Regions from separate parts of the Mus musculus genome. Here regions 1, 2, 3, 4 and 6 are each linked to region 5. The links are chromatin loops, found by intact Hi-C in ENCODE. Cell type or tissue: heart. All regions are shown on one strand. Links, peaks and the distances in the headings refer to the core of each region. The heading gives the core; the rest is flanking DNA. Region 1 has its middle 36 kb from the start of G630064G18Rik. Region 2 holds the start of Gm39166 (a long non-coding RNA gene). Region 3 overlaps AI429214 (expressed sequence AI429214). Region 4 has its middle 97 kb from the start of Trmt9b. Region 5 overlaps Dlc1 (deleted in liver cancer 1). Region 6 overlaps Dlc1 (deleted in liver cancer 1).

Region 1 (5,434 bases), core at 924-4,923, 230 kb before region 5:
CTCTTTTAATACACACAGAGAGAGAGAGAGAAAGAGAGAGAGAGAGAGAGAGAGAGAGAGAGAGAGAGAGAGAGAGAGAGAGAGAGAGAGAGAGAGAGAGAGAGAGAGAATGAAGGCTGCTTGCACTGGGGATGTGATGTGGGGGTTGAGTACTCATCTAAAATGTCTGAATCTCCGGGTCTATCTCTAGTATCCCCCAAAAGTAAACAAACAAAAAGGGCTTCTTACCAAAGAAAGACAGCCTTGCTCTAATCAAAGAAAATAACTTGTACAAGGACAAAACAAACCAAGGTCTTCACTGTGTGACTATGTAATGCTGGGAAAACGGAGGGAGGAAAGGTGGAAATGGGCAAAAGCAGAACCATGTAGGGCATTATGACTCTCCGTTAAAGCAGCTCGGTTTTAAGCTGAAGCATGACGTCATTGTATTATTCCGTGTTTGTTTCACACACATAAACATGATGTAAACAATAAGTGATGGGCTGAGTTGCTCAGTTATGTTGCTTAATAATTTCCAAACTAGAGCATGTTTATAAACCATGGCCCTTATACTATCTGAAGGCTTAAGAATAAACATTCAAAATCCTGTGGTTTCAAAAAATTTCAAAGAGTTGCTTATAAGGGAATAATCTTCAGACCACACTGAAAACACTGAAATTACTTCCCAATGGCATTGAGATCCCTGTCAGGGTGCACATTTTCTTCAGTCTCAAATGGAGGAACTGTTCTCTAAGTGTGTGCATTTCCGTCCAGAAGGTGGCGCTGTTGCTCTGAGGCTTTGGTTCAACCATCCTGAAGGAGGATGGAGTCATGTGCCCATCACTAATGGTGTGCAGGAGGTATGTCTTTTTCTTCTGAGTCCTGAGAAAGCTGGAAAGGTTGCTTCTCTTCCTCCCTTTCTTTCACTGAAAATCATGTGCGATGTGACAGGTTCCTCTTCCTAAACTACCAGGTAAAAGAAAATGCCCTCCCACCTAAGACATTCCTGAGAGCTGTTCCCTCACGTTCCTGCCCCTGCACACTGCTCTCTCCACTCCCAGCTGGGTGCTAGGCACGCTCACTGAGGCATTGCTTCGGGCCTTCCCAGCTGCGTTCTGAATTCATCCCACAGAGCCCCTCTGTATCCAGTCCTACTTTTCAGGTGAAGGATGAAGGTTAGAGATGAAAGAGAACTTCTATTTTACTGACAATTTTCCCTGTAGGTGTAGAAAGATTTCCCTACTCCGTATTCATTCACCTTAAAAGGCTTTCATGCAGATTAGAGACCAAAGGTCCTTTGTCCCAATGGCCTTCTTCCTTGGCACAGAGCAAGTGGTAAATCTTGACTAGTGAACAACTAGGGGGGGTGTGGACTTGAGGGTAGAAGTCTGGCTTATGTCCCCCAAACTTGCCAAGGTCCTCAAACAGTAGGAAGTAGGAAGTGTAGAGTTGTTGATAACTGAGATGGGCATTCTCTTACTGGTCAAAAAAACGGTTCTGATCAAGCAAACCAGGCCATGATCAATATTTGTAAGAGCGTGGGAAAGGCTGCTGAAATGTGAAGTTCTGAAGATCCCAGGCATTTGACAGCACCCCGGGTTGCTTCAGAGAATTTGTCTGAATGCTTACAGTGGGGATTTAGACCAGCAGTGCCGTTTACCTTTAAAAGTCGTGTTAGTTTCCCTCCTATCTGTGGAAAGATGCCCTTCCTGATTTCAAGAAGACCTGTCCTACTTAACAAAGTAGCACTTCCCAATGCTGACCCACTATGTGCAAAGAAGAGATTAACTGGAGAGAAAACAGTCAAGGACAACAGGAGAGAATCATTAAGATGGGAAAATATAAAGCTCGTATTAGTAACGAGATAGTAAGAGCGTTGAGAAGGCTCTGCTGTTAGAATCTCCATCAATACTACATGGAATATGTCCGGTACAACATAGGAGCTGAAGAGATGAATATCCTATTGATGAATGGGTTGATGGAAGGCCTTTATAGAGTAAACTACTAAGTCCAAGTTAAATCTCTGTTTCTGAACTTGGCAGGGAGATGGAGATAAAGTATTCCAATTCATCTGATGACCTTTGTGCAAAGACTTGGACAAGCACAGATTTTCTTCCAGTATCCTATTCTTTTTAACAATGGGTCTTAAAGAATATCTTTGCTATGATGGGGAAATAAGAGCCGAGTATTGAGAACTTAAGGAAGAAAGCAGATGGAGCAAGTAGGCTACTGGGAACCAGAGTCCTGAGAACCAAGCCAGAAAATGAGGGAAGAAATCTAAATTATCCTAAAGAATCCTCAAAGCTAAGTTATCCTCAAAATGATGGGGAGGGAGGAAGAAGTTTTGAAGACAATAGAAAAGAAACGTTAGATGCTGTGTTACTTTGCTTTCTATTACAGTTAATAAAACCCTGACCAAAACCAACTTTGGGAGAAAATGTTTTATTTCCACTTACAACTCTCAGATTCCCCCCCCCCATCACAGAAGGAAGCTATAGGAAGAATTCATAACTAGAACCTGAAAGCAGGAGACCATGAAGGAATGCTGCTTTCTGGCTTGATTCCCAGGATCTCATTCAGCTAGCTACCCCTCTTATACCTCTAGGAACACTTGCCCAGGGATGGTGCTGTCCACAGTGGGCTGAGTCTTCCCACACTAATCATTAATCAAGAAAATGCCTTGTAGTCTACCCTACATCACAACTTGATGAGGTCAGCTTCTCAATCAAGGGTCCAGCTGCTCAAATGACTCTAGTTTGAGTTGACTTTAAATAAAAAATGAAATAACCAGCACAATCGGACATTAGATGAACATCTCAATGCCTGTCCTGCACTCACCTTCTCGAAGCTAGCTTGTGTGTGTTATCATCTATGCACACATCCTGTCTTCCTCACCTCTCCTTGGTACAGCTACACAATGGCATGGTAAACAAATTCCCCAGGATAGCTACAGGATATTTTGATGAAGAGCATCTTTCAGAAGAAAGACATGCCTTTACAACTACTTAAAATCACATTGGAGTAGACAAAAACCACTATCATTGAATAATTAGAAAACAGACAATAGTCTTGGCTTTCAAAACTCTAAACTGGTTAGTTTCACTGTGTGGTGTTATCAGTCTCAATGAATTTTAAAAAGAAAGACAGCTTGCAAATGTAGTGTGTATGTGGCAGAATAGGTTAGAGATATTTTGATCTTGTGGCTAATAGTGAACTTGCGGAGTTATTGGCAAAACTGACAGGCCATTTTGGATGTATATCAAAGTCAATAGTGTTGTTATGGTGTATTTATTTAATGTACTTTTTATCTAACTTGAGTTGGATTTTCTATGAATTCAGATGTTGGTACTGCCACTATTAGATCCACTCAGCAAATACTATAGCTGAAGATATCTTCAATTTATATTTGTCCAGAGAGTTATTGGATTGGCAATATCAGATATGTTGCCTCTCTAAGCATACTAAGAAAAAGCAAGTTGACCTAACCAATAAGGTCAATAGGGAATGCTTGCTTCCTTCATTCTACAATACATAGTTTTAGTTACTTTGAAATTTTTTCCAGGTTCTTCCAGCTCTGAGCTCAACTTACTTTCTATTCTTTTCTTTACAATAAAAGCTATGTATGCACACACAGGTGTGAAAGCAAACTTGAAAGGCAGAGGGCTCTTATGTTGGAAGCCACTCTAGGCTACATAGTGAAACCTTGTCTCAAAAAAAGAGATCAGTGGCCGGGTAGTGATGGCACATGCCTGTAATCCCAGCACTTGGGATGCAGAGACCAGCAGATTTCTGAGTTTGAAGCTAGCCTGGTCTACAGAGTGAGTTCCAGGACAGCCAGGGCTACAACAGAGAAACCCTGTTTTGGAAAACGAAAGAGAGAGAGACAAACAGACAGACAGACAGACAGAACTGTGTATACATTCTTACTGCTACCCAAGAAATGTTCTAAGTTTTCTGGTAGTTTTAAAATTGCACTGCTGTGTTAAATAACCACACTAATAACAGGATCCTAGAAAAATATATGAAATTTTATTGGCCATAACCTAGTTATTTTATCTCTCTGAGTTTTTCCTCCTTGTTTCTAGATATGTGGGTAATATCTTACAGTCAACTGATATGAATGTTAGTGAAATGACACATGAAGCCGATATGGTGTAGGATACATTTGAAGCTTGGTGGCGGCCATTTGTTCTTGTTGCTGTTGTTGTTACCATGGTTTTCTGAGTTTCTATGTAGACTCTGCCCCCAGCCCCATGTGGCCAAATAGCAATGCCTCTCCCTCCTCCCCAACATCTGCTTCCCTGTTGCCACCTCTGTGACTCTTCATGAACCATCTATAGTTTTGCTGTAGGAAGAGCTTCACAAATCTCAATCTGAGTTGTTCATCTCTTACCTGACCCAAACTCCGTTGGTAATCCTGTTGGAAGCTGACCAAGCCGCACTGGCACCTAGCTGTGCATCTTACTCCAATGGGCTCTGAACCTCGCATGTTCAGAAACTGCCTTTTCTGTTCCTAGGCCAAGACAGGGCACATAGTAGGTTTTTAATAAAGGTTTCTGCAAAGCAATGGCTGACCTGGGGCTGACCTAACCTTCGCCACATTCGCAATCTCACAATTCCCATAGTAGTTTCTGAGAAGATTGCAAAATCAACCCACTCTGTCTTTTCCCAGGGTGGTGGGAGGGACTGCTTATCTAGTTCCTTTGATTTAGGGCCAGACGGAATCACTATTAGCAAGATTGCTCCGCTGTACATAGGAAAGCCTGCGCAGTATTTGTTTTCTTTATTTCCTCTTTCAATCTCCCTTTGTCCTGTTGTTCAGACAGGGACTAAGGCTGTGTTCTTTCACCCACCAACTGCCTTCGAAGCAGATAAAAATTGGAGACACAAAACTGAAAATGGCTTTGCTCTTCTGCGTAATTCAGCTTTTTCTTATGTTACTTGAATTTTCCAATTAAAGGATGTAAAAGTTCTGCCTAGGTTGAAAGGTCTCTACTCTATTAAAATGTTATTTCTCTCATTTACCAAAAAAAATAAAATAAAGTAATCTGACTAATGTTTTAGAAACTTTTAGAAAAAATAATTAAAGCCTTAAAAGGTCCACAGCAGTTTGGGGACTAAAGGACACACAGGTTACCTGACTCTTTCTCGTTTTCTTTCACCACCTATTTTATGATGGGCTTAGATGTTGGCTCTTGAACTTATTACATGAACTTAAAGCTATTTAAATCTTTTTCCCCCTGATGGAATGGGTCCCACTATGATACAGCTTGTCTAAACTCTAGCAGTGGTTTCAAGATCTTGGACAAGTTTTATAATGATCTTAGTTAACTAAACTTTCTTTTTAATTATTTAAAAAAATAATAATTCATTTGAAGGAATTCCTTGCAGCAGGGTTAATTACACAATGCAAAACAGATTTTAAGGGCAGAATAAGATAAAAAAAAATCCCATG
Region 2 (5,434 bases), core at 717-4,716, 120 kb before region 5:
GGGACAGAGCGGAAGAAAATGATGAAAATCCAATGCCCTGTCTGATTCTAATTCTCAGCCAACACACATAAGGACATAGATTCTCTGCCTTGCACCAGACATTCACCTCTTATGGGAAGCTGTTTGAGCACGGTGCTGTTTTGAAATCACCTTCCTGTAGCTGTGACAACCGAAATGCCTCAAGACATTGCCAGACATTCCGCACAGGGGGGAAAAAATTACCTTTGGCTGACAATTGTCCTTAATTTAAAAATGAAATTAACTGAATTTCTCTAGCCAAATAAAAGGCATGTAGTAAATAATAATTCGAAAAACTTGCAGTTGAACACTAGTATGGCAAAAGAATAATGGTCTTCTTCTGTTAAATTCAAAACAAAGCAAGTATGCCTGGTTCCATGATGCTGTTCGACATTGTAAGAACAGATGCTCTACTGTGCAGTGAAGCTACAGCAACAGTAGCTGATGAAAAATACCCGTAGTCACATACAACATACTGACGAACCTGGAGTAGTTTATGAATCTTTGAAAAGGTGCTGGTACTGGTTAGTATTGAGTACTAAGGTTAATATTTTACAGAATGCTAATCAATAATCAAAACTGAATTGTATTTCTATGTAGCATCTGTAAACGACTCAAAACGCGAATTTTCAAATATGACTTACACTCACACCAAAAGTATAATGTACTAGAGAAAATTCGATAAAAGTATGTTTTACATTAACACCATAAAGTATTGTGAGAAATAAAACCTAAATTGAAATAAGAGACATACTATGCTCACAGAACGCAAGATTCAAAATCATGGATGTCAAAAAGCTTCTACTCTAAATGACAATTTAAACAACATTTCAACAGGCTATTTTTGATAGATAAACTGATTTTTAAAATTTCCACACTGATGCAGTTCCCTAAGATTACTCAAAACAATTTTGAAGAGAACTCAAAGCTGTAGCACTTGCAATATTGGATTTGAACCTAGGTGTAAAGCTACAGTAATTGAGACAGCATGGCATTCCATGCAAGGTGGACAAATAGATCAGCAAGGGAGAAGAAAAGGTCGAGAAACACAATGTTATAAATTTGGTAACATTGCCTGTTGTCAATGTTACAAAGACAATTCCATGGACAGGGCTGCCAGGAATAGTTCAGAAAAATTCAATACCCACCTATTTCGGAAAATGACTTTGTTCCATCATCTCATATAGAAATAAACTCTAAATTTTTCATGAAACCTAAGCATAAAACTAAAAACTATAGGATTTCTAGCGCAAAATGCACAAGGAATCATTTTTACCTTAATTAAGCAGATTTCTTTGCTGTGGCAGCAGAAGACATCTGTAATTAAATAAATAAACAAGGAAACAAAGAACATGTGCATCATTTAAATTATCACCTGTGAAAAGCCAAGGGAAAGACTGAAGGAGAATGGGGTAGAGAGTGTATGAGGGAGTCAGGACACCTAAGCTGGGACAATATCTGCCAGTCATCAATCCGTCGTAGTCCTTGCATGGAGGATATTCACAGGTCCCTTTCTATGCATTTAGTAAAGAAACCATCCAAATGTGAGAAATAGACAAAGTTTTGAATGGATACTTTCATCAAAGATTCTAGCTATCAGGGATTACTTATACCAGTGCCCAAACCTAAACACTTTATAAGGTCCTTGATTTTGAAAACTCCTAATTAGTGAGACTCAAAGTAAGCCTTGCACAGGCTTAAGGGGCTATGATAAAATAATCAAATAAGTAAGTAGATAAATAAATAAATAAATAAATAATAAATGCCAGAAAAAGCAATTGAAAAGAGGAAAGGTTTGTCTTAGCTCACATTTCAAGGTAGCAAACTACCTCATTATGACAGGGAAGTCAGGGCAGAAGGAAGGTGAAGCAGCTGGCCCTATTTGCATCTGTAATCAACAAACAGAGAGCAATGGGCTCAGGCTCCCGGATGCTCAGCCTCCTTCCTCCTTATCAGATCCAGAATTGCCTGCCCAGGGATGTTCTACCCTCAACGGAGACAAGATGGCTTTTCCCCCCTCAATTATCATAAACAAGATAGTGCCACAGGCTCTCCCAGAGGTCCAAGTCATAGGTGATTGTGGGACCTGTCAAGTTAATAGCACTGACGTTTCATTCTGGGGAACTTGCAAAGTCACTGCTGTTAACTGGAGAACCAGATGTAGTCCTTCCTGAAAGTCTGTTTTCAAGTTCTAGTGGCCTCTGTGTCCTGTCTTACAACTAATCTAGTATAGAGAGCAGAACAAGCACTTAGGAGAGTGAAGCATTTAGATTTGCAAACAGAAAGGGGACAGGTATTTTAAATCTCTTCTATAAGCCCGAGACGGTGCTGAGGCCTTAGGAAATTACCTCATTGTCTTTACACATTTGCAAAAGTCTTCATCAAAACCTAGGTCCTGGATTTGTTTAGTGTCTGGCTACTAAGGATAAAAAATAAATGGGATTAAATATTTGTCAATTACTGATGTAATTCTAATATAAATGTCGGTGTCAGGAAGAGTGGAGACAACTAAGGCATCCCACTGATGTAGCTGAGCAGTGTTGGAAGTGTTCTCAATGTGCAGAGAAACAGAGCGTACCTTGGTGATGGCATCGCTGGGATGATGGAATTCCTAAGGAAGTTGACCAAGAAGCACCAATAGAGTGCTCTTGAGACACTGAAAAGCCAACACCTAGCATCATGGGAGCAGAGGCAGAGATAGATGAAGACAGAGAGACACACAGGAAAGCTCTTCTAGCCATTCTCATTTGTCTCTGCTCCAGGATTTTCCTTAAAGAAACAAATACACACACATAAATACATGCACACATAAATAAACATCCTGTTCTCCAATTTGTGAGTTGTGCGCAATCCGGCTATTTTTAAAGGAAGAGCTGAAACACAGAACATTTAAGAGCTCTTCTAGTTTCACACACTGATTAGTGGCCGTCAAGGGAGACAGTTAATGCAGATAAACTAAAGCTCGAAACATAGAAGAACTGGGCTCCAGTGTAGACTTGGCCACTTTCCACCACTTGGCTGGGAGAAAACTATTTCCTAGTACTTTATTTGTAAAAATAAAAGTACAAGGAATGCTGGGAAAAGCAGTGACAACGCAAGGATTTGAATACGAGGATAAATAGACTTTAAATAATGAATGACTGATGGGCTGGGCTTGCAGCTCATAGGTAGAGCCCTTGCCTACTGTAAGGTCCTGGGTGCAACCCTTAGGACCAGAAAAATAAGTGGCACCAAGGAAGGAATGTATGAATGGGCTTTAAATTTTTAATTTAGATTTAAATAATCTAAATAATCATATTTTTAACTTGTATGATTTTCCATCTCAAATTTTAAGTCTTTCTGTCAACATATTATATTTGAGAATAAATCCATGGGGTGGGTTCATTATTCCCATTTTGGCTCTATTTTGTATGTGTGCCTTTGTGAGGTGTGTGTGTGTGTGTGTGTGTGTGTGTGTGTGTGTGTGTGTGTTTATGTACATATATGTTCTAGGACAACCTTTGAGTCATTGCTCTGGTGCCATTTTTCTTTATTTAATCAAACTTTCTCGGGACTCGAACTCATTAAGTAGGGCTAGCCAGTGAGCTCTCAGAATTCAGCTGCCTCACCTGTGCTGATATTACAGGCATGCATCGCCATACTCAACTATTTTTAGGTGGGTTCTGGATTTTGCACTCAGAACCTTGAATCACTCAATGTGGTAAGCACTTTAGTGACTGGGATATCTCTGCAAAAAAGAAAAAAATTATTATTGGCATGGTCTTTCTATGAAGACTAAGCTAAACTTGTACTCCTGTCTCCCAAGAGCTGGGGTTCCAGACCTTTGTCCCCATGGCAAGCCCTGCTAGTATGTTTATGTTAGAATCATCTCATGTTTCAGCTTGTGCATGGCTTAAACCTGTTTTTCCTATTTGACTTTTGTCTAAATTGTGTTTTCTGAGCTATGTCAGTTGTCCAGTGAAAAAAGATGCAGTAGCTCTAACATCATACTTGGTCAAGTTATCACCTACACGGTGTTGTCAAGGAAAAGTAAAAGATGGCCATTATGATACTGGAAGACCTGCATGCATTTGTAGAAATTAAGACCACCTGAGAATATATATAAACAATGAAAAACCACTTAGCGTTCAGATAAGAGGACAGCTGTTGAGACATGCAGGCTTAATTTCTCCTGCATCTCATTATGTGGTTTTATACTTATTTCTTACTTGGATATTGGAATTATTCTTAAATTTTATATTATTGACAAGCTAAAATTGTACAACCCTCACACAGAGTCAATAATTAGATTCATCGAATTCCTAATCATTTTTTAAAGGACTAGTTAAGTCACCTAGAGCTATAGAATGAACTCTTTTAATGTAACTAAAATGAAAGGGAACGATTACTGAGTAGTTTCAACCAAATAAGATAAATGGACAGATGTTGTTTCCCGTTTCTCTGGTGTAAACAAGGAAGCTATCCCACTGGCCTGGCCACAAACCTACATGTCCCAAGGCCACTGTCCGTCTTACCCTTGCACTTTCCCTGAGGGAGAACTCTGGGTCATAAAAGAGACTCTGTATGAATTCTTTCCAGAAATGATTTGAGCTCTGCATTTGTGACATCTTATTATAAGACAAGCTAACATCTATTATTAATTGATGCACTAATTAAAGCCATATTCGCAGTTTCCATTAGCTTATTCCCTAAATTCTCCAGAGTTGGCTGTCTGGTTTTAATCAAAACCAAATGGTAGTCCTAGCTCCCAGGCCGGAGCAGCTAGGAGGAAGTCACGCAGTGGAGGCACAAAAGCAGAAAAGATAAACAGATGAGAGTTCACAAGCTGTCTGGGGAAGGAGGCATACACTCTGCTAGCCACTTTAGAGATGTGATTGAGAGACTCGGCCATGCTGGAGGAAGCATCGCAAGTGTTTTATGTCAGCAGGACTTCTAACTTGATCAAGATGGAGTCTGCCTTCTCCAGCCTTTCCAGCCTTTGCAGCCGTGGTTGTCTGTAACTGGAGGATCCCTTACTGGAGGTAAGGAGGCTTCACGTGCTGTAACACAAACCACTGTGTTCTGTTCAGAATTCTGGGGATGAGAGAGAGAGAAGAAAATTCTCTGTTTCCTCGATTCTCGGAATTTTACTTACAGATTTTTTTTCCTTCCCCAAGTCCAGGATTTAAATTTTGAAGTTATTTTTTAAGGTTCTAAACTTTAGAAGAATTACGGTATTAAAAGGCTCAGACTTCATCTGTCTTAGAAAACTTTTGAAATGAGAATTAGGAGAAGTGTTCTCCATTTAACACAGTAGAAAGTAACACTGTGCAGAGGGGAGAGCTGCACTCTCTTCCTTCCTTGTTTTCCACGAGCCCTGTGGGATAGGAAGGACTCTAGGACTTTCTGACGCTAACTAATCATCTCAAGAGCTTTG
Region 3 (5,434 bases), core at 988-4,987, 170 kb before region 5:
GTGATCCCGCTAACTCTTTATACAAAGGCACCAACGACTTCATAGACATCTCACACTCAGAAGCTCATCTGATCCTGATTACAGCTTCTAGGTAGAGAAAAAACAAAATTAGAAACTGGTGGTTGAATAAACAAGTTCACAGCAGATATATTTGTGTTAATCAAAGACTGACAACAGTCCAAGTGTCATAGGCAATTAAACAGATAAACATACTGAGAACTATACCTACAAGAGATTATTTTTTAACAATTTTTATTATATATTTTCTTATTTTAATTTTTATTAGATATTTTCTTCATTTACATTTCAAATGCTATACCAAAAGTCCCCTATACCCTCCCCCAACCCTGCTCCCCTACCCACTCACTCCCACTTCTTGGCCCTGTCTATGTCTGCATGAACATAAACATAGAGGATATTTGTATGTGGTATTCTATTAGTTCTCCTGTACTATTTATTCAGCCATAGAATGAGCTGGGTTTCTATTTTGGCTCAGTTGGGAAGGGCTCACCAGAAGAATATAGCCAATAGGTTACATATGTAATTGTAACACTGAGTTTATTAGCATGCTCTCTTCTGCAAACAATGGTTCTCTGAGTACTAGACACACAGATAAGCCATTACCATCTCAATAAGTGAAAGTGAATGTCTCAGGAGAAACAGGGCCAGTGATGCAGTATGAATTTGATCAAAACACTTATTCTTCCTGTTTAATGACTAGTGAGATTTCCTAGAAAGACTGGAACTGTGGTCTGCTATTCATGGGTCATAGCGGCAGAACATCCATATTCACTCAAAAGAAATGGATCAAGACCAAGTGTGTGTGTGCGCGCGCGCGCATGCGCGCACACACACACACACACACACACACACACACACACACACACACACACACACACACTGGCTGCCTTTCTGTTTCTCTACTTCATTGTTTTGTGGTCCAGTCTGTTGAGTAGTGATACCCACCATAGTGATGGTTTGGCCCCCTCTGTTGTTTTGCTACATACAAATATCCTCTATGTCGACGTTCATGCAGACATAATCAGAAGTGTGCCTTAACGGTTCCCTAAGCATCACTCTAAACTGGGTGAAAAACCTACATTGCCCAGCTGGTCCCAGACCATTTCCTGCCCTGTGGCTTTGGAGCCTGTAGTGAGACAATACATTAGACAGAGCACAGTGTGGTGGTCTTGGGACTTAGAAAAGAAAAAGAAATAGGAAGTTCCTAGTACTCTTTTCAAGGACACACAGTTTCAGTGACCCAACTTCCACCCACTAGACCATTGTATAAAGGTTCTCTTAGCTTCCAATAGTATTACACGTTGAAGACAGAGCCCATAAGCAACACTTAGCCAAAGCACAAGACTATATACCAAAACACCTTTGGTGCTTATATTTGCACAAACAGTATTGGAATGGTATATAAAAAACAATTTAAGCATTACTGTTTAGGCCTTACACACTAGTGTTTCACATCAAAATTTTTATGGATTTAATGTGCAGAAATACTTCAGCCCTCCCTAATAAACTTTTACCCTTAAGTTCCCTGAATTCACTCCATCTCATGATCATATCTTGGTATGACTGGCTGTCCTAGATTCAAATCAGTGGCAGATATTTGCCTAGAAAGAGCAAAGATCTTGGAGGCAGCTGGTCCAGAATGGGATTGCACAGTAGCCATGGGGATAAGATCTGGCATACCAAACTTTTCCGTATCCCTTTGACTATTGGATCATGTAAACACAGTACATATTTAAAACTACAAAATTTATAGACAAAAATAAGCAATAAAGAACATGCTAGCTTTAAAAAAAGGCGTCAGGTAAGAAACTTGACCCATATTTGTACCTGTAAATTATACTGGCACAGAGAAAAGGAGAACGTGAGGGACAGCAAGTCCTGGAGAGAAGCTTGAATATAGCAGTCAGGAGAATAGAAAGATTATTCTAGGACAGATATAATAGAACTACTTCATAATGTCAATTGCTTTTAACTATTTTTGTAATGGAGGAGAATTGACTCAAGTTTTCTGTTTTAAGTTAACAGAATTACTTAAAATATTTGTGTGTTAGAAAAATAACCAAAAAAAAAATTGGGAATAGTATGAAGAGAAAAACAAGGGAGAAGATATGTAAATATCCTACGAAGAGCAGTGACAGTCAAAAGTACTGAAGAGAATCCATCTGAGACTGTTGAAGAAAAGCAGCTGCCTATTGAGATGAGGTTTTCCGGACTGATTGGCTAATAGAGTTTGACCTTTATTACGGGGAATTCTAAGTGGAGCAATGTTCAGAGTTTTGATTGTATAAAATGTGAATTTGCTGAGAGGCTGAAGATAAAGTATGATGTAATTTGGACCTCAACTGAAAAGTTATTATGTAGGTGGCAATGACTTTTTCCATTTTATTTAGGAATGACTAAGAAGATATTTTCCAGGAAAAAAGATCATTAATGCATAAATGAAGGCTTAGCTCAAAGACTAAAATCTTAACCATGATGGCTACAGAATCTCTTGAGCCGGGAATCCATCCCATAATCAGCCTCCAAACACTGACACCATTGCACACACTAGCAAGATTTTGCTGAAAGGACCCTGATATAACTGTTTCTTGCGAGGCTATGCCGGGGCCTAGCAAACACAGAAGTGGATGCTCACAGTCAGCTATTGGATGGATCACAGGGCCACCAATGGAGGAGCTAGAGAAAGTACCCAAGGAGCAAAGGGGGTCTGCAACCCTATAGGTGGAACAACAATATGAACTAACCAGTACCCCCCGGAGCTCATGTCTCTAGCTGCATATGTATCAGAAGATGACCAAGTTGGCCATCAGTGGAAAGAGAGGCCCATTGGTCTTGCAAACTTTATATGCCTCAGTACAGGGGAATGCCAGTGCCAAGAAGTGGGATTGGGGGTGAGGGAAGTGGGGGGTTTGGGGGACTTTTGGGGTAGCATTGGAAATGTAAATGAAGAAAATACCTAATTAAAAAAATAATGAAAAAAAAGAGCCATCGTTTGCAAATACAATTAACTTTCACTCAAATAATCTGATGTGTGGAAAACAGTCTCTGGGTAATGCCATCAATGCTAGCATTTTTATAGAAAAATAAATCATAAATATGAGCTATCAAGGAACATGTGATTTCCCCCCATTAATGGCAAACTGCTCTTCAAAAAATGATAGTTTGTTTGACCGAAAACTAGGACATAGAGAAGATTCATAAAATCATTATGACCAAAATGGATTGTTTATAACAATCCCGCATTGTTATATACAATATAGATACATATGTGTACGTTATATACAATACACACACGCACACACACACTGCTATATTGAAGCCCTCAGCTTCATCTTGTTTTCTTGCCAGCAATTAAACTCTTTATGTAGTATATATTCATATTCTTTATTTCGCTGTTTTATTCTTGCATGATTATCACACACACACACAAACATACTTTATTAATGGTCAGCATTTCTCAGAAGCTGCAATCAGTCTGCTTCTTTTCTCTCTCCTAGCTTCTAGAAGTTTGTCCCATCTCCGGCTTCAATGTCTAACTACATGCCAATGATTTCCCCACTAGTCTAGCCTCTAAACCTTTCCTGTTGACTCTACATATAAATAACCTGCTTCTTTATACTCTCAATGTATATGTCTCAAATACACCACACACTACTTAGATATAAAGAATTATATTCAATCACACCTTCAAATTCGCCATGTTGTAGTCTTCCTAGCTGTATTGTGTTTTATTATACAGAAATATAATAAGAACATCCATCAAAACCAGTTAGGGTAAGGAAAGGATTTGCTAAGCTTACAGAGTACCACCCATCATTTAGGGGTGACATGGTAGTAACTCCCAGCAACAACTTGAAAGCGGGAACTGAAGCAAAGACCATGGAGGAGTATTGCTTACTGACTTGTTTTTCCAATGGATTTCTTAGCTTGCTTCCTAACAACCCAGTACCTTGCCCCAGGGTGGCACCAGCCACAGTAGCCCAGGCCTTGATATAATCAAGAAGTATCCCACAGATATGGACATAGGCTAGTATGATAGAGGCAAGTGCTCAAGTGAGACTCCCTCTTCCTAAGTGGCTCTAGTTTGTGTCAGCTTAGATAGAAACCAGCACAATGACCCCTTGTCAGATTCTTGATTCTGACATAAACATTCCTGATAGGGTCTTTGTTTCCCTCTAAACCTTTAGAAGCCAGCTCTCCATCATCTGCCCCTCCCCAACATTCCTATGCTACAGGCTCTCCTACCTGGTCATTAAGCTCTGAGACTGCAAAGACCTTGCCTAGCACAAAGTTCTCAAGTCTTCCCACAAAAGCCACCCCCACACACCCAAGCCAAAACATGGTCACATCTGTCACAGCAATGCCCTACTCTCTGGTATCGATTTCTGGTACCAATTGGTTGGGTTTCTGTTACTGGGGTGGGGTGGAGTGTGTATGTGTGTTGAATAAGCAAAACTAGCTTAGAGAAGAAACAGTTTTATTTAGTTAATAGGTTATTGTAGGTCATAGAGGGATGCAGAGACAGGAAGTGAAGGCAGAAACTTTTGGGCAAGGACTAAACAGAACGCATGGGGAAATGTGACTTACTGGCTTGCTTTCCATATCTTGCTGAGCTTGCCATGTTACACAGCCTGAGACTACCTGACTAAGGATGGCAGTGGCACAAACCCTCCCGCCTCAATCATTAAGGAAGTAAATGCTCCCTCAGAAATGCCTGGAGACCGGTGGAGAAAGGCAATTTCTCAGTTGAGGTTTCCTCTCCACAAGTGACTCTAGTTTTTGTCAAGTTGACAGAAACTAAATAGAATTCTGTCTTAAGGAAATTACTATTCAGTCGAGTACACAGGTACACAAGTCAAAATCCTAGTGCCTTTTCAAAGTTAGTCTCCACAGCCTCTTTATCACCAAAACCAGCCCTCATCGCTGCTTCCTAACTATCTTATATCTGTTTACTTCTTTCTCTCTGTACTGTCCACCACCACTCCAAACTACCATCATTCATATGTGTGTGTGTGTATAGAGAGAATACCACACACACACACATATACATACATATATATATATATATATATATATATATATATATATATATATATATTCCCCTAGATTACAAAAGTTTTGCAATTTCTCCAATTGTCTTCCATAATGTGAAAAATCTATTGGATTTAATGATTTAGACTTCAGTGAAGGAAGCAGAAGTAAATCTTACATTAGTTTCTAAATTTCCTCTATATGAGATGGTAATTACTCAAATCCACACCAGGTACATGTATGCACAACACATGTTATCACTAATCACCAATAGTCACCATCCCCTGGTTGGGCATAGTACATATCATCATTAGTAGTCAGCACCTCCTATCTGGTTGGACGTGTGAGTTGAGAATCATTAAAAAGACTTGTACAGTCTTCC
Region 4 (5,434 bases), core at 744-4,743, 470 kb after region 5:
ACAAAAGTGCCAGGCTGGTTAGAGACTGCCTGGAGAGGGCATTTCTGTGTTCGATGCCCAAGCTGATGGAGTCCTTTAAAAACTAAACGCTATGCAACAAAAAGTGTTGGCTATATTGGTCACATTGACTGTTATCTGTTTTATTTAGCACCCCCACCCCACCCCAAACACACATTTTCTGGAACAAAGATCCAGTCTTCTGAAAGATAATGTATGGCAAACACAGTATGGTACCCAGAGGTCACTGGGAGTAGTGAACATACAGACTTGTCCCTAAGAGCAAACCGATGAGACATCTGCGTACGCAGGAGTCTGATTTGAACAGTGTGAATGCTTGTCAGAAGTTGCTTGTGGGGAGCTCTACAAATATTTAAAAATAAAGCCAACAAGTTCTAGATGAGAAATCGCGGGCCCATATGTCTGAGGGCAGGAACTCGCACATTGAACTCTGGCAGAACCATTCGCTTGCACAAAAGGCCACCATAACCTTGCCCAGAAAACACTGACGCGAGGAAATCTGCCCAGCAACTGCCTGCTTAACCTTGGACTGATGCCACTATTGTTATTGATCCTCCTTACCAAGGGTAATTGCTTCAAAACAACTTATGTAAGCCTTTCCATTTTGCCTTAAAAGCCCTCGTCTCTCTTTGTATCCCTAACTCTGTACATCGTTTATTATGGCACACAACTCCCGGAAATGATAGCTTTATTGTTTTGGGTGAATCTTCCTTCATTTGTTACTTTAGGTTGACGATAGCAACAGAAGCATTTATTTCATAATGGGGCGCTTCAAATGCCGCCTGTGCATTTAACATTAGACAACTGCAATGTGTGACTTTTAGGTGTTCAGCTAGCTGCGTGATTCTGAACTATTTATGAGTGAAATAATTAGGATTCTGATATTTGAGTCGATATAAGAATTGTTCAGAATAGACTGAGCAGGTGTGTTCGTTAGCTTTCTACCACTGTAATAATGCACAAGGTATTCATCTTAGACAGGAAAAGGTCTATGCTGCCTCAGAGTTTTAGGGGGTCTAATCAGGCAGACTAGCTGTTTCCGGGTTTCCAGTGAGAATTCCCGTGACAGTGGTAGGGAGCATGGGACACAGCTGCTCCGCTTATTACATGAAGGCAGAGTGAGAAGAGAGTCAGGGTTCTGTGATCCCCTGTAGAGTGGTCTCCCAATGACCTAAGGATACCTTCCTTAGGTTCCGTTTTTTTTTTAAGAGTTCTCCACCTAATAGTACCTTCTTGGGGACTAAATATGCAAACCATGGGTCTTTGGAGGACATTAGAGAGTATGCACAACAAAACAATGCTGCCACAAGATAACGGCTGGAAGAGTTTGATAATACTATTTTCTGTACATCTGTGAATGTTAATTATTTTCACAATTATGAACAGGAATGAAAGTACGAATCATTGACGTTTCCCCCTGGAAACAGAGCAAAAGAGGCTGTTTTCTCCCACACTGCTCTGCTCACAGTGGCCAACAGCCCTCTTCTCTACAGAAAAGTAGTTTCCCCACTAGAGTAGACGTGTCTATTGTGAATGGGAGGCATCCTGTAGGCAGGAGAGACTGTGGATGGGAAATAAGGGTAGGGTGATTACACAAACCCACAGAGGTGTTACACACCAATGGGAGGCTGTTGTTACACACCAATGGGAGGCTGTTGGTCATATAGGTAGCATCCACTTGTTTACATGGAGAAATGTATATGTACGTATATATGATCATAGAAATGATGTATTGCATTTAATATATTTAACAAGTGTTGGTACTGCATTTAAATGTGTATTCCATCTGGGCTTTATTTTAGAGCAGGGAAGAAGTATATAATTTCCTTCCCCAAATCATGAGCCTGTCACATTGACTGAACAAGTCACAGTTTGCCCCACAGCGCGGTAAGTCATGCTAATCGAATCCCACCTCCTAAGGTCTGCTCAGCCTAGTCGATTCTTTGGGTCTGCATATTTTAGCACCTATGTCACTGTGCAAACGATGCTGGCATGGAATGTGATACAGAAATCGGAAAGTTCAACTTCCCTCTTATAAAAATCATTTCAGTTTCGTTTGCATTTTAAATTCCTTCCTACTACTTTGCATTTTCAGATAAAATCTAAAATAACCTTGCCAACTTTCTTACCGAATGAATTTTAAATTATACTTTTATTACATTCATATATTCTTTAGGTGGGATTTAAAGAACCCTGAACATGCGAATGGGTTTTCTGAAAATTACACTTTATGTATTATAAAAATCCTCTATCAGAGAATATAAAATGCATGGTACATTTGATTTTCTTTTAAGAAGCTAAGATCCTACCTTCTAAAATTCTTAGTTCTTTGCTTAATGTTTCTTCTAGAATATATCAAGGTAAGTCTTTACTTCCAGGATTTTGGGCAATGTAGATCCTGAACACATAACTGTCTTTGAATACTCTTTATTTCTAGTGTATGTTTGAGTTTCTGATGAATACTGTATTTTTAGCTTTTGAATCTAGCTGAATGTCAGAGCACTACCTAGTGCCCACGTTTGGAAGTTGGGCTCCCCCTGCTGGTTGGTTTAATAACTTTCTCCCCCTCTCAGGGCCCTTTAAAATGAAATTCTGTCCTCCAGTATATTGAGAGAAAGATAAAAGTACTTGCTCGCTGATGTGGTCAATTGCCTATGTGGATAGAATTTATTGATGTGAGGCCTATAAGATTATATAACTAAAGCCTGGCAGTGATGGTGTGTGCCTTTAATCCCTTTAATCCCAGCACTCAGGAGACAGAGGCAGGCCCATCTCTGTGATTTCAAGGCCAACCTAGTCTATGGAGTGAGTTCCAAGGACCTTGAGGGCTACCCAAAGAAAAAACACCACAGATACACGGGCACATAGATACACAGATACACGATAGATAGATAAATAGATAGATAGACCAATTTTAAAAATAAAATAATAAAAAAATCCAATGTAACCAATTATAAAGTGCATGAACCAGGAATGAAGAAGAAATAGCTGTTACTTGAAGGCACTGGTTGTGTGGTTGTCAGTGGTTAACAGCTAGCTTTCTGAGGAGCTTTCCTTGTGGCCTCTACTAATTTTTCTGGTGCCGATACATCAACTGTGATCCACTGAAAGCTTAGAGTTTGATGTCACTACACATGGAGCTATAAAGCATGCGATACTTAGCTCTATCAACTACCACATGAGAAAGCTTGATTTAAATTTTGTTCCCTGCACAGTCTTAATAAAAGGGCATGGTGCACAGAATAAAATTCAAACACCTTCAAATTATGGAGATCCAAATTTAATCCAACTCCGTGGCTTTCTGGTGTTAAGCAGTGTGTTCTTTGGCTCTGAGAGTCTTGGTGGCTAAAATGAGCTTTAACATCTACCTTTCATGCTTATTTAAAAAGCTAAATTAAGTAAGTAATATTTTTAGTTAAATGGTAAATTAATTTTCTAAATGCACACGTAGGAGGAAGGCCTATCTAAGGACAAGATAACCAGACACAGGATATTTATCCTGTGCCGGACCCAGGCTACTAAGTTAATAATTTAGTGAAACTTTCTCCCTCTTTCTGCTTTTCTGTCTCTCTGTCTCTTACACACACACACACACACACACACAACACACACAAATAAAAAGTTGTGAAAATTACGTGTGGCCATTGCACGCCTGTTAATTCCAGCATCTGGGAGGCAAAGGCCGGGAGATCGGAGCAAGTTAGAGTCCAGCCTGGTCTGTATTGCAAATTCCAAGTCAACCCAAGAAAGCTGTGTCGTGAAACTTTGTATCAACACATTAAAAGGGAAAAATTAGAAGCTGGCCATGTAAACCAGTGACAGAACCTGTCATGTTCCAGGCCCTGGGCTCTATCTTCAGTCCTACAGGAAATGAGTGTAAGTAGGGCTTTATACTAGTCAAGGTCTCGGGAGTTGTCTGGGGTCTTACCCCATAGAAGTGAGGAGAGTGCTTATTCAAACGTCTAAGGGATATAGAGTCAGACTTCTAAAAGTTATGAGTAATTATTTGGAATGCTTTCATGTATAACCTAATATCTAAATTTTACGGTGATTTTGTGTTTAATTTTTTTGTATCAAGGAGAAAGTTATATATTTTAAGACGAACCATTTCAACCAGTTGTGGCTCATGGCTATAATCTCAGCACTCAGAAGGTTGAGGTCGTGGGATTTCCTGAATTCAAGAGCATCCTGAGATTCCTAGTGAGTTCTAGCCAGGCTGGGCTACAATAGCAAGACTCTGTTGTAATCCACCATCACTAGCAGCAGCAGCAGCAACAACAACCACAACCACAAATTGACCTTTGTAAAGTATATTATTCTACACAGTGTATTTACAATGGTATACAAGCCATGCTTCTATTATTTTACTCTAATCTTCCCAAAAGGAGCCCACTGCCCATTATTAAGCATCTGCTCTCTATCTCCTTTCCCCTAAACCCACAAGAACCACTAATCTGCTTCTGTTTCTATAGACTCATTTATTTTGACTATTTTGAAGAAAAGGAACGTCTCTCACTCAACATACTGTCAAAGCCTCATACTCTGGTGGGACACGCCTTTAATCCCAGCACTCAGGAAGCAGAGGCAAGCAGATCTCAGTGAGTTCATGGCCAGCTTGGTCTACAGAGAAAGTCCCAGGACAGCCAGGATGACACAGAGAAACCTTGTTTAAAAAAGAAACAGCCTAAAGTTAAAGCCTATTGTTTCCCTGAGCAGAGGACCTGAGTTGACAGGTGTTTTCCCGTAGATTCTGCAGTCTCAGCTTTTTCAAAGTTTTTTTCAAACATAACCATACACTTCAGGGTAAAGGGTCCGGAAGCTTCAGGCAAGCCCATGAGTCATTTCCCAGCTAGTCTCTCTAGAACTTTATCAGAAGACTCCCAGCTATGGAGGTAGCCTCACTCAGCTCAGATGTAGGATGGTTTTCTGTATACTTTGTTTCTTTGTAACATTAATCCCACTGCAAGAATCAAGCTCTGTTTGGGAACAGCAGACGGTCGACATTTTCTCTCCACTGGAGATGCCAGTAGATCACTAAAACGTGTTTATCTCTAAAGTGGTAAATTCAAAAACATTTTCAACTTCCTCTGCATAACAAGTTGTGTTGAAACTATTCCAATAAAACGCATACAACACTTGCCTAACTTTGGCCCTGGCCAGCTTTTAATGGGAATGCCCTCATGGTGACGGTAGAGTATTTGAGGGATCCATTTTGAACAGGGTATGCAAGAATATGAATCGTAATATTATATACACCATGTCAGTGAAAAACCTAACACAATGATATTCTGCAAAGCAATATGGTCTTTAAATCCTATGTGCTGCTCTTTTTTATATTATGATTGAGACTTCCAAAGTTTTCCCCCCATTTATATTTTGATACTTTTGACCAAATCAAATGATAGTAAAAGTAAAA
Region 5 (5,434 bases), core at 772-4,771:
TTCCTTCCACTGCAAGGGGCACTCACCATTCACTGGGCTTTCCTTGTCTATCATTTCCCTCTTAAATTCCTCCCGTCAGCCTTGAACTGTGGACTGGTACCCTACAAACTCCGTTCTGTTAGGGCAAGATTTGTTTTGATTTGATATTTTCACTCTATCTTCAAAGCCATTCTTTCCCAGATCCTCTGAACTACTCTTTTTCTTTCCTATACTGAGAAATGAACCCTACCTTGAACTTCCCATCACTGAACTACATTTCCAGCACACACACACCTACACACACACACACACACACACACACACACACAACCAAATAAACAAACAGATGCAGCTATGTACTACCAGGTTTTATTCAGTGACACTAAAAATTGAATTTCCTCTGTCACAAACTGTTCTGTTTACACTAGAGACTGAACATAAGCCCACCTGCCTGGTAGTCAAGTACTCTACCCCTCGGCTAGACCCTATTGCTGATTCTTGGATCCTATTATATCCTTGAGGGGGGTTCATTCCCTCTACCTATGTTTTCAAATTCTATGATTTAATCCACTCTACAATTCACTTCCATATTAAACCTTTCATCTTCAGGTTTGGACACAATTTTAATTTTACACAGATCTATCCTGAAGCGTGATATGAGCACCCGGAATGCTATCATCAATGGACACTTGGGAGGGGTATTAAAACCTCAAGGTTATGGTGCTGTCTTTTTGGCCTTCCTAAAACTGTATATAACCAGAAGTAGAAATAAATGCAGACATCCCAAAGATGTATGGTGATTTATAATTGCAGAAAAGGGAGAAAATATGAAAGAAGTTTCTTTAAAAATAGTGTCCAAACACATACTTATCAGGTGACCTGTCAAAATATTTCAACGCCGTTTGTGCAATGACTTACACATGACCCTGTTACACATACCAAATGTGGATACAATAAAACAAACGTATGACGGCTGGTTTAAAATAGATCATAGTATTGCTCCAGGAATAATAACTCCGATTGTTCATCAGTTTGCCTAGACTGACAGAAGGGCAATACTAGGGATCAAACCCAAGGCCTTACACATGCTAAGCAAGCCTTGCACCGCAGCCCAGAATGTACCCCAGGCTGGTCTTCAACTTGTAAAGTCTCCTGTTTCGCCTTCCCAAAAGCTGGCCTTGGAGGTGTGCATTAGCACACCCAGCTTGCCTGTCTGTTGTTGGGTCTGATTTCTGTCAGCTCTAAGGAGAGCTCGTGAAGTCCCTTTCATCCTGGTCAGGCGATCTCATGCACAGAGATGAGGAAGGTATCTCACGGCAGGTTCAGTTTGGGTGCAGATCTGGAAGTGGCAGGGAGCTCTCCAGATGCTAAGTATCTTACTGACTCTCTAATGGCCAAGTCAGCAGCAGGCGAGAGAATTAGGTCAGGCTGGCTCAGATGGGTAAAGATGACAGAGTCTTAGCAGCAGCAGCACTGGCAGCAGCCTCATGGATACTGTGTACGTTCAAACTCTAGAGCAAAGGACATTTCTCTAAAACTTGTTGAAATAATAGAATATTGACTATAATATTCTCTTACAGAATACTTACTAGTATTTGTCATTAAAATATTGTTTTGAGATATATTTAGCCCTATGGTGACTTGAGGTGACAGAGTAGGTGGGTTCCATTAGAGGGACCTCCCTGCTTTGCAGAGGTGAAAGGCAGGGGGGATACGAGGAGGGGCTTGTGAGGAGGGGGCTGGCAGAAGGTAATTGCTGTGATTGGGATGTAAAGTGAATGAATGAATAGACAGACAGACAGACAGACAGACAGATCATAAATGAAACAAGTATTGTCTTGAAGTCAGAAAATCTTGACTGCGTGTATTTAAAACCATGAAGCATACAACTTAAAACTATTTCAGTTTTTCATTACTGCTCCCCTCAGTGCCTGTGATTTTTTTTCATTATTTTCCTAGTTTGTTTCTGCATTTCACAGAGGAAACAAACTTACAGTGAACTATGGGTAATTCCATCCACTGTATGCTTGGAAGAAGTATTGCAAAGACTAGCCCTATCGGCTACCCCGTGCATTTTTTTACATTAAATTAAAGTTATAAAACCCAGGCACATAAAAGAGTGTTCTGTTACCCTCTCAGGATGGTGAGAGACATTCAGTATTGTTGTAAATAAAACAAATGCAAAAAATCAGATGGCTGCTCTTAGAATAGCTTTAAGAATAATACATAGCTCTTAAATGTCCCGAAACCAGGAAAATGATATTTGTAAGATGTATGTGCATCTACTTCCTACCAACGAACCTTCTTGACTTCTTGTTAAAATTGTGTTTTGTACAACTAAGCGTCTTACAGTTCACAATAATGTTGCTGCCCTTCATTCCTGTTTTTGTGGAAATTCTAATACATTTAATCCCTTCCCATGGGTTGCCTGTTTATTTTTTTTCCTTTCCAAATGCTGCCATCTTCTGGTCAAATTATATCACTTCATGCATAGCAGAAGGTCACAGTGTCAGGCAAATTTGCTTTCTCCAAACTACTAAGAATTTGTCTTTAGGAGTGACCCAGTTGAGTTTGCCACTCTGATGTGCCAAGCCTGGGCAGACTGAAGCAAGTCCTCAGAACTGTAAGACACAAACTTCACAGAGAACATTCCATGACACGTCATGACACACAGTGCGGGTTACACAAAAAATGCGAACCAAGGGACAGACAGACAAGACCTCCAGGAATATGTGATTTTTGTTTCATGGGCTTCTGATTTCATAGAAAAATATAATGAACTCATGTAATATTCGCTTGTTATTATTTTTACATACTTTGTTTTTAAAGTTGGGCCTCTCAGAAGACTCAGTGCTTCACAAAACTGCTTACCACATAAATGTCCTCCTTTCAATGAAGTGGATAGATATTTTGTGTCTGGCAAATTTCATCTGCCCATATAACTGTTCATATTATACATTTTTGGAAGACTTTTTGTAAACAGTGTACATCTTTCAGTGGCTGGATTTGCTATGTAGACTTGTGATTATTCATTGCTCCCTCCCTCATGTGTGATTCCAAGTCATTCATTTATGGGGCACAATAGACATCTTATAATGCTCCAGGTTTCTGCACAAAGGCACAAAAATATCAAATAGAAACAAAATGCTGTCCCAGACTTGAAACTGTAGGTGCAAATTAGTAGATGTTTTTGGTCAAGTCATGGAACTCTGTGATGTATCCTTCTGTCCTAACTTACCCCAGCAAAAATACTTTAGTTCAAAGACACCAAAAACTAGCAAGTCATGGTGCAGATGTGGGAAACCTCTGTGTAGCTCCTCGGCTACTTTTGCCCCCGATGGTTTCCAGTGGGTTTTTTTCTTCTTTATTCCATAACATGTATATTCTGCTAATACATACACTTCTTGCTAAGTGGCCAGTCATCAAGATTGAACAGGTGAAAAGGCTTTGCACAATGAGAGTTCCCTTCACCAGATTGATCCTTTTACTATTTTAGGATCGACTCTTGACTGGAAAGAGCCTGCTTCATCATGCATGACTTACACAGATGCAAGCAGGATGTTACTTATCCAATGCTTCGAAAGGATGCCGTGTGGCATAATCTTAAAGGAAGATCAAAAATGGAATAAATGGGTGTCCCCATCCTCACATTGATAGTTGTGAATCCATTAAACAGCTCTTGCCTAGCTCCACATATGTGTCTGCATTCTCAATTACTTACCATTGCTAACTCTGATCTCACGTGTTCTACACTAACCATTTCTTTCTCAGTATTCAAAGACTAGCTGATGAAAAGAGTCCTGGGCAGAGATTAGAGCAGTGTTTCTCAACCCATCAAAGGTTGCTGAGCCTTTCATGGGGGTCACCCAAGACCATCTGAAAACACAGATATTTACATTATAATTCATAACCGTAGCAATATTACTATTATAAAGTAGCAACAACGATGATTTTTTTTTGGTTGAGTGTCACCACAACATAAGGAACGGTATTAAAGGTCACAGCACCGGGATGGCTGAGAAGCACTGGATTCGAGGAAGGGGTGTGCCTTCACCCTGTCCCTGATTCCAGACATCAGCCCTGCTTCCACACATTGCTGAGCCAGTACTCCAGGAAGTACAGGCTTAAACAAATACAGGAAGGAAGACGCTTGTCTGTGGCAAATCCTAGGAATTTGGCCCCGTTCACCTGCAGTATCCCACTCTTTCCCTATGATTGAAGAAAACAAGTGAATGATCACCAGCGTGTTGAGGAATGTTCAGCCTAATGCAAAATGGTCTGTAATGCACAGTAAAAGGCAGAGCTCACTCTTTTTCCGTTGGAAGATGACAAGACTGTAGACAAGCCTCCGTCTTTAAGTGCTTTGTCTTGGGGCAGGAATAAAAGCAGTAGTTTAAACGTTTTTCAGACACTGACAAGCAGAATATCATTATTCCCTCCAAGATACTTTGCTGCTGATGTCCGCTAAGTTTTCCTCCTGTTTTCCTCCCTTTGTTATCCAATCCTCTGATGAATTATTTACTCCATAAAATGCTGCAGGCACTTTGCTTTCTTTGAGTTGGACGAGGGGACCCGGCACAGAGTGCATAAATGACTATTTAATGCTCATCGTGTGTGACGATGATTGGGGTGGTGAGGAGGAGAGCACTTCCAGTTTTGATAGAAGATTTGAGAAATTTCGAATGGACTCACTCAGCCTGACCTTTGCCAAGCTCTGTCAGAAGGTTGAGTCCTCTACTCTGATACAAAGCCCACAAAAAGCTACAAAACCACCGACCGTGCATTTCCAGAGTCAAATTGCACAGGGCTAACTTCAACATAAAAACATACAGCTCTCAGGTTTCTATATATACCTGCTCATGCAGAAAGTGACACTTTATATGTCCACATACTTTGTCTTTTCTTCACACTTTCTCTATTTAATTCTATTTTATTATAGTGCTGCACTTAGATTAACTTTTGAAAAATAACAGAAATCTAGAATGCATGCCGCTTTCATAAAACAAAGCACCATGAATTTATAAATCATTCCTAGCATTTTCTAAAAATAGGTATGTTTTATTTACGACTGCAGTGTATAAGGCTATGTGTTCTCTCACTTAGGATTTAACTAAGTCAGTTTTAAAGGTTTTTTGTTGTTGTTGTTGTTGTTGTTGTTGTTAACCTTTTTAAAGAGATTTACAAATGTCTGGTGAGTTTGTGGAAGTAACTCTCCGAACAAGATATAGTGAGCTTTCTAGGATAATAAGACATTTTTCTGCCTCAATCTACATAGTCAATGTGTTCCTTGAGAGTAAGACATGAAAATCCTTCTGGTGAATTGACTGCTTTACATAATATTTGTGTGCGTTGCCTAAATCCTGCAACAGCTTTTTCTTTAGGCTGATTCACATTCTTGTGTGTTTTCTGTACTAAGGAGAAACACATAAACAATTGAGAAATTTCCCAACCAGGA
Region 6 (5,434 bases), core at 874-4,873, 77 kb before region 5:
AGACTAATTTCATCCCGGGAATAAAAGAAGAATTTAGTATTCAAAAGCCTGCATGTCCTGCATTAAGTCTTCAGAGCGTTTACTAATAAGCTGAAGGAAATGATGCTTACTCATCTCAATGGATGCTGAAAGGGCATTTAGAAAATTCAATATCCCTTCATTTCTTTGAAGAGCTAATTGTGGAAATTGCCTAATTTGTCAATGTGAGAACTGCAGAAGTCTAATGCAAATAGCATTCACAATGCATGTTGCTCCCATCACAGTATCTGTTTAACCTAAACTTCACCTCCAACCCTGGGCAAGAGGCAAAAGAATCAAACTACATTTAGATGATTGTTCACACAGAAATCCCCACACTGAGTAGCCAGACATATGCTTGTAAATACTAGAAAGGATTAGCACACTTGGAAATCTCCAGAAGATGTGTTGTTTGACAACCATGTTCTGAAGTCTGAGTAAGAGAAAGAAAATGCCATTATTTCCACAAGTTCGGCCTTGAGCTCTCTCTCAGGAGAGCTCAGATGGACCCCAGTCCTTTAATAATGAAATTCCAGTTACAGTCATCCCTGATGCCCACACTCTGCCTATTTTCCAGACAGCAGGCAGACACCTAGGTATCTTCCCTGAGACCATGCATCCCTCTCTCAGGAAACCTGTTTACACAGGCAGATGTTCTGAGCCTTCGTGGGTATTCTGTGCCCAGCTTAACTCATCCAGGATAACCATTTCTAGTTGTGCCTGACCAGGAGGAGGTTTGAATGATGACACACAGGTCAAGCAGCTCTTGTTAACAGGTGAAATGCAGTGTGCCTTCTGCTACAGATCCCAGAGCAGCCATCCCTACAACCAGCAGAGTGGAGCTATCCAGTCCACTCAAGGACTAGAGGTAGCTCAGTTGGAGAACTTAACCAGGGATGGGGGAACGAGATAGAGAGAGAGAGAGAGAGAGAGAGAGAGAGAGAGAGAGAGAGAATGCCAGGGACCCAAGGGTAAAGTCTTTGCAATAGTGCAGTGTATGGCTCCAAGTCCACTCACTATGGGAAATTGTAATGCATAAGTTGAAAGCAAAATGCAGGGGAGACCTGGAAAGTGATGGGGCAACCAAAGGACATCTAGGCTGCCTATGCCAGCATGTAAGGCCTTGTGGTGAGTCAGGTAGGGTTTTTTAAGTCAGTTTTGCTATCTAGTCCAGGTTACTCTAGAACATATAATCCTCTTGTCTTAGCCTGCCTAAGCCACAGGATCCATCTCAGTGCTATTTCTTCAGCCTTTACATATTCTAGAAATCAGAACGTCTTACCCGAGGCATGTGAGAATCACTATTGAATGTGCTCTCCCAGATGAGTATGTAAGAATTTAATGATTTTTATAATAATTAAAAATTAGAAATGATCCAGATCACCAGTGACAAGAGAAAGGAGAAAGCATGTACGTTTCACATAGTAACATTATACCGGTGTGTAGTTAACTCACAGCACTGTGTTATTGTAAAATAATATTGCAGAGCAAAAAGGAATCTCACAGAGAATCACATGTGCTTAAAGGATAAACACAGAATCATATTTTAACATATGTATGTGCAATTTAAATGTCTGCATTCTAGGAAAGCAAAGAATAAAGGACGAAGCAAAACTACTTAGAGGAGCATAATATCTCAGTGGGAGATGGGTGGGGAAGATGTGAATCCCCTATCAGCCATGTATTACACAACACAGGGAGATTCAGAGAATCACATTTAAATATTGTGCCTTGTAACTGAGGTGACTGAAACGTGTTTCCTGGATCCATTGATGTACGGAACTGAAACAGGGTAAACTTTGACTGGAACAAATTTGTGTGCGTTTAACCCTAAAGATTCAGAAGAGTTATATGATTGCTGTGCTCCAAACTGTTATTTTTTGAGATTTGATCTCTGTAAATAGATGGTGACTTGCTTAAAGACATGAACAGGGACTTAGAACTCTAAGCCACATTCAGTGAACAATTACACGTGACTGCATGTGACACATAGCATTGTCTCCCTTACACAGATAAGCCTCTAGATTATGGACTTAAAGGTCCATCTGCCTAGCAGCTTTAGAAATAGTCTTTGTCAGTGTTCCCAGGAAATCCAGTACTTGCTCTACAAATCTGCCCAGGTCTCAGCTCACAGCCAAGTGCCCTGTGGTTTTTTCACACACTCGTAACCCAAATCCTGGGTCTTCCAGATTGAACCTCTTCACTCTAGTCCAAATGTCCCCTTATATTCTCTTCCATATTTTTTTGTTTATCTCATTTATTTATTTAATCCGTGGGACTGCAAAGAAGGAAGTAGGTTAGTTACTACATTCTCCCTCTAGCTCCTCTAAGTTTTTTTGTCCCCACAAATAGAACTGCCACTTCAGCCCCAGATGGTCCCCTTTCCCTAGTGGACAAGTCTCTAGGGAAGGTTAATCATTCCAATCTTTAAAGACATAGGTCCTGGGAATCCAGCAAAATGTCAGGTTCCTGTTTCCTCATCAGAGAACAATAAGCCAAAAATAATAGCTCTGAGTGGCCATTAGAACAGTGTTGCTTCCTTGTGGCCAGAAATGACCAGTCCTAATGTGAAGAAGACCAAGATACAAAAGACTCCGTGTCAATTTGCTGTGAAGTCTTTACCAAACTCACAGGCCAGCATCCACAGACCTAACTCATAGGTAAACAAAGGTAAAGCTTTTTCCTATGTAAGAATCAGTAAGGAAGGGTGAATCGAGACAGTTGATCGCATTTAATTGGGATGTGCATCAGTGATTCTCTTTGATGCCTTGAATCAAGCGGAGGAAACGTATCTGCGTTCTGTGGGATCTAACTATTTGAGTACTTACTTTCCCAGACTGCTCTGCCATGTTATGATAAGGACATCTGCGACATCCAAGCAGTTCCTCTCAGTAGCTAACAGGCAGACTGGAATACTGAGTCACAACTGAGACCCGACTGACTTCCAAGGCTCCTCTTCCCACAATAAGGGCAAACCCCTAATGTATTCAGTTACACCAAGTTACCACACTAGATAACGTTCCCCACATGCCAGCCACCAGATAAGGAGCATCTCCTTAACTCCCTTGTTTGTTTTTCTAAGGACATAGAAGAGGCTGTCTCAGAAGTCCAGCTCTTTTCCATGAGAAACAGCCAGACTCATATGGTCTGTGATGACAAAAGAAAAAGGCTGTTTACTTCTAACTTGTTTTCCTTCTTTGTGCTAATGATACCAATGTAGCCCAGTGAATGACAACAAATCCGTGACCTCCCAGGGGCCCCAGGAGGAGCCATAGAAACCAGACCTTGTGACCGTCTCTGAAGGCCAAGGGTCCATAATGAGCCCTGGCACCTTAGAGTTAGTTTACCTGACTGAAAGTCTGCAGTTCCTACTTTGGTATTGGAATTAGAGATGCAGAATTAGAACATTTACAGCAAGAGTGATCAGGAGTATGGAAGGGAAAGACTTGTGCTCTCAATAAATTTTACACATGGTGATCAAAGTTCCCAGCAAAACCTAGCACTATCCCCCCAGTATTCTTAGCATTTACAGAATATGGTACTATAGACTATTGGATGAAATGACAGAAAAGAACTGTGAATTCTAATAAAACCTTTTTTGAGCAAGTGTAGACAGAATTGGCATAGACTAAGTTGAAGATACGATGGCCAAAATGATGGCTTGTGTGTCCTATGGCCTCCAAGTAATGCCCTGCTACAGCATGAGTGGAACTGTGAGTCTCATCCTCCACCAAACACATGATGCAGCTTTATTCTTTGCAGTACAGATAAGAGCCAGAATGAAAAAGACAAAAGATCCTAAAACTATGCTTTCTCCCCACTATCTCCAGAGCAAAGTGAGATAGATAACCAGCGGAGATTCAAACCTGTCACTCAAGGTTGTTGCTAAGTACACAAATGTGCCATATAATGTAACTCAGGCAGCATCCTTACACATCATGTATAATAACCGAGGCATATTGAAGCAAGACACTGTGAAGTGATGGAAGGAGTGATGATGTCAGAGAGGAGAAATGAGGCTCCTACCAGCCTCTCTGCAATCTCAAGTGAGTTCTTCAAAGAGCTCTACTCTGTTGAAAGGATTGTATTTTCCACAGAGGATAGTGAGAATGCTAGAAGAAATATCCCTTCTTAAAAGACCATGTGTAGTTTAAAATCAGTAATAAACACTATTAAATAATGGCAAACAGCTATCATTTGTTACTGTTTTATCATGAAAGTGACAGAACATAAACTATGCCAAAAAACAAACAACAAAAAGAAAACCCCTCATCTGAGGAAGAGTGAGAATCACACAGTGAGACCACCTCAAAGCATGGCTATGTCCTTGGCAAGGCAAAGATAGAAGGGAAAGGATGGAGAGAGGCCAAAACTATTAATGTTAATTAAGTAGGTGGAGGGACATTCCTGGGTGTGCAGCTAAATGTTGGAAAACACTATGAAGACAGAGATAGTGAATCCTTGCATAAAGAAATAAAGAAATTATCCCAGGGAAACTTGCCATGGGACAAGGCCAGTTCCCTGATATGGTGGTTACTATTGTTCTTGTGTAGTTTCTGCATATATATATATATATATATATATATATATATATATATATATATACATGTGTGTGTGTGTGTGTGTGCTCACACACACTCATGTGTACACAGCTTACCCATAGGGCCTCATTTTTCCCTTACAAGCACATTGTGAAACAAGCCATCTTAATCCCACCAAGCAAGACACCTGTCTTCTGAGTTGGCACTATGGTCCTGGGTTTGCTATCTGTGCAGGGAGTTTTTGTGCCGCGAAGCTATGGTACCCCACATAAACTCTTCACATACAGGAGTCCTTTAAGCCTGGACTAGCAGAAATGCTTAGAGGAAAGATGGGAGGGAGGTCTGTCCTCATAGCCCTTGAATTTGATCTTCACCTGTCACCTCCCCAACATCCTGTCCACGGCTGCTCAAGACCTTGTATTTCTGTAGCCTTACATCCACAGTCTTTGGTGGCTCATTATTCTGAACTGTTCGTATTTAGAAGTTTATTCATTCTGTTTGGTTTTGTGGTTTGGGGGCTCGAACTGAGGGTGAAGACCCTGTACTTGCTAAGCATAGCCAGACCACTAAGCTGCATCCCACACTGGACTATGTAGTTTTCATTAACAATTTTTCAGACCTAAGAAACCCTCTGGGGTAGAAGCCATGAGTTTGGCTTTTGTTGTTGTTATTGTTGTTTGTTTGGTTTTTGGTTTTTGGTTTTTTTTTTTTTTTTTTGCTTGTTTGTTTTGGTTTTGTCTTTTGCCTTTGTAGAAATATGCATTTATACTGCTTTAGCAAAATTCAATTAGAAAATTCACATAAGGCGTCTCGATAGAACACTCACAGAGCCGGGCACTGGTGGCGCACGCCTTTAACCCCAGCACTTGGGAGGC

Evidence for each region. Hi-C counts contacts between places; a loop is a spot of excess contacts. Peaks named below come from ENCODE experiments on the same cell type or tissue, not always from the same donor. Only the 100,000 strongest peaks of a DNase experiment are listed, where the experiment ranks them.
Region 1: it touches region 5 in a loop (8-fold over the local background); 35 of 42 quality-filtered maps call a loop at or near these places.
Region 2: it touches region 5 in a loop (4-fold over the local background); 6 of 42 quality-filtered maps call a loop at or near these places.
Region 3: it touches region 5 in a loop (10-fold over the local background); 4 of 42 quality-filtered maps call a loop at or near these places.
Region 4: it touches region 5 in a loop (7-fold over the local background); 10 of 42 quality-filtered maps call a loop at or near these places.
Region 6: it touches region 5 in a loop (2.1-fold over the local background); 4 of 42 quality-filtered maps call a loop at or near these places.

The regions. Positions count from the first base shown.
Region 1 is chr8:37,057,827-37,063,260 of GRCm38, reverse strand. No RefSeq gene overlaps it. Among named protein-coding and RNA genes, the nearest start is that of G630064G18Rik, 36 kb to the right of the region's middle. In heart, for the core only: no CTCF peak of the experiment used is centred there; a DNase peak (open chromatin) is centred at 4,650.
Region 2 is chr8:36,952,550-36,957,983 of GRCm38, reverse strand. Gm39166 (a long non-coding RNA gene) reads right to left here and starts at 3,244. Exons shown (of 3, transcript XR_870370.1): 1 at 2,597-3,244; 2 at 1,295-1,335. It also overlaps a transcript of Dlc1 not described here. In heart, for the core only: no CTCF peak of the experiment used is centred there; a DNase peak (open chromatin) is centred at 3,023; H3K4me3 peaks cover 213 bases; H3K27ac peaks cover 382 bases.
Region 3 is chr8:36,994,581-37,000,014 of GRCm38, reverse strand. AI429214 (expressed sequence AI429214) reads right to left here. Exons shown (of 1, transcript NM_001039220.3): 1 at 4,482-5,434. The coding sequence ends at 5,434. All of the region lies in intron 2 of G630064G18Rik (RIKEN cDNA G630064G18 gene), which reads left to right. Among named protein-coding and RNA genes, the nearest start is that of AI429214, 3.7 kb to the right of the region's middle. In heart, for the core only: no CTCF peak of the experiment used is centred there; no DNase peak of the experiment used is centred there.
Region 4 is chr8:36,358,571-36,364,004 of GRCm38, reverse strand. No RefSeq gene overlaps it. Among named protein-coding and RNA genes, the nearest start is that of Trmt9b, 97 kb to the left of the region's middle. In heart, for the core only: no CTCF peak of the experiment used is centred there; no DNase peak of the experiment used is centred there.
Region 5 is chr8:36,829,084-36,834,517 of GRCm38, reverse strand. The region is part of intron 4 of Dlc1 (deleted in liver cancer 1); the gene reads left to right. Among named protein-coding and RNA genes, the nearest start is that of Dlc1, 120 kb to the left of the region's middle. In heart, for the core only: a CTCF peak has its summit at 2,451 (motif pointing left); a DNase peak (open chromatin) is centred at 4,097; H3K27ac peaks cover 195 bases.
Region 6 is chr8:36,906,028-36,911,461 of GRCm38, reverse strand. All of the region lies in intron 2 of Dlc1 (deleted in liver cancer 1), which reads left to right. Among named protein-coding and RNA genes, the nearest start is that of Dlc1, 44 kb to the left of the region's middle. In heart, for the core only: a CTCF peak has its summit at 2,534; a DNase peak (open chromatin) is centred at 2,421; H3K27ac peaks cover 332 bases.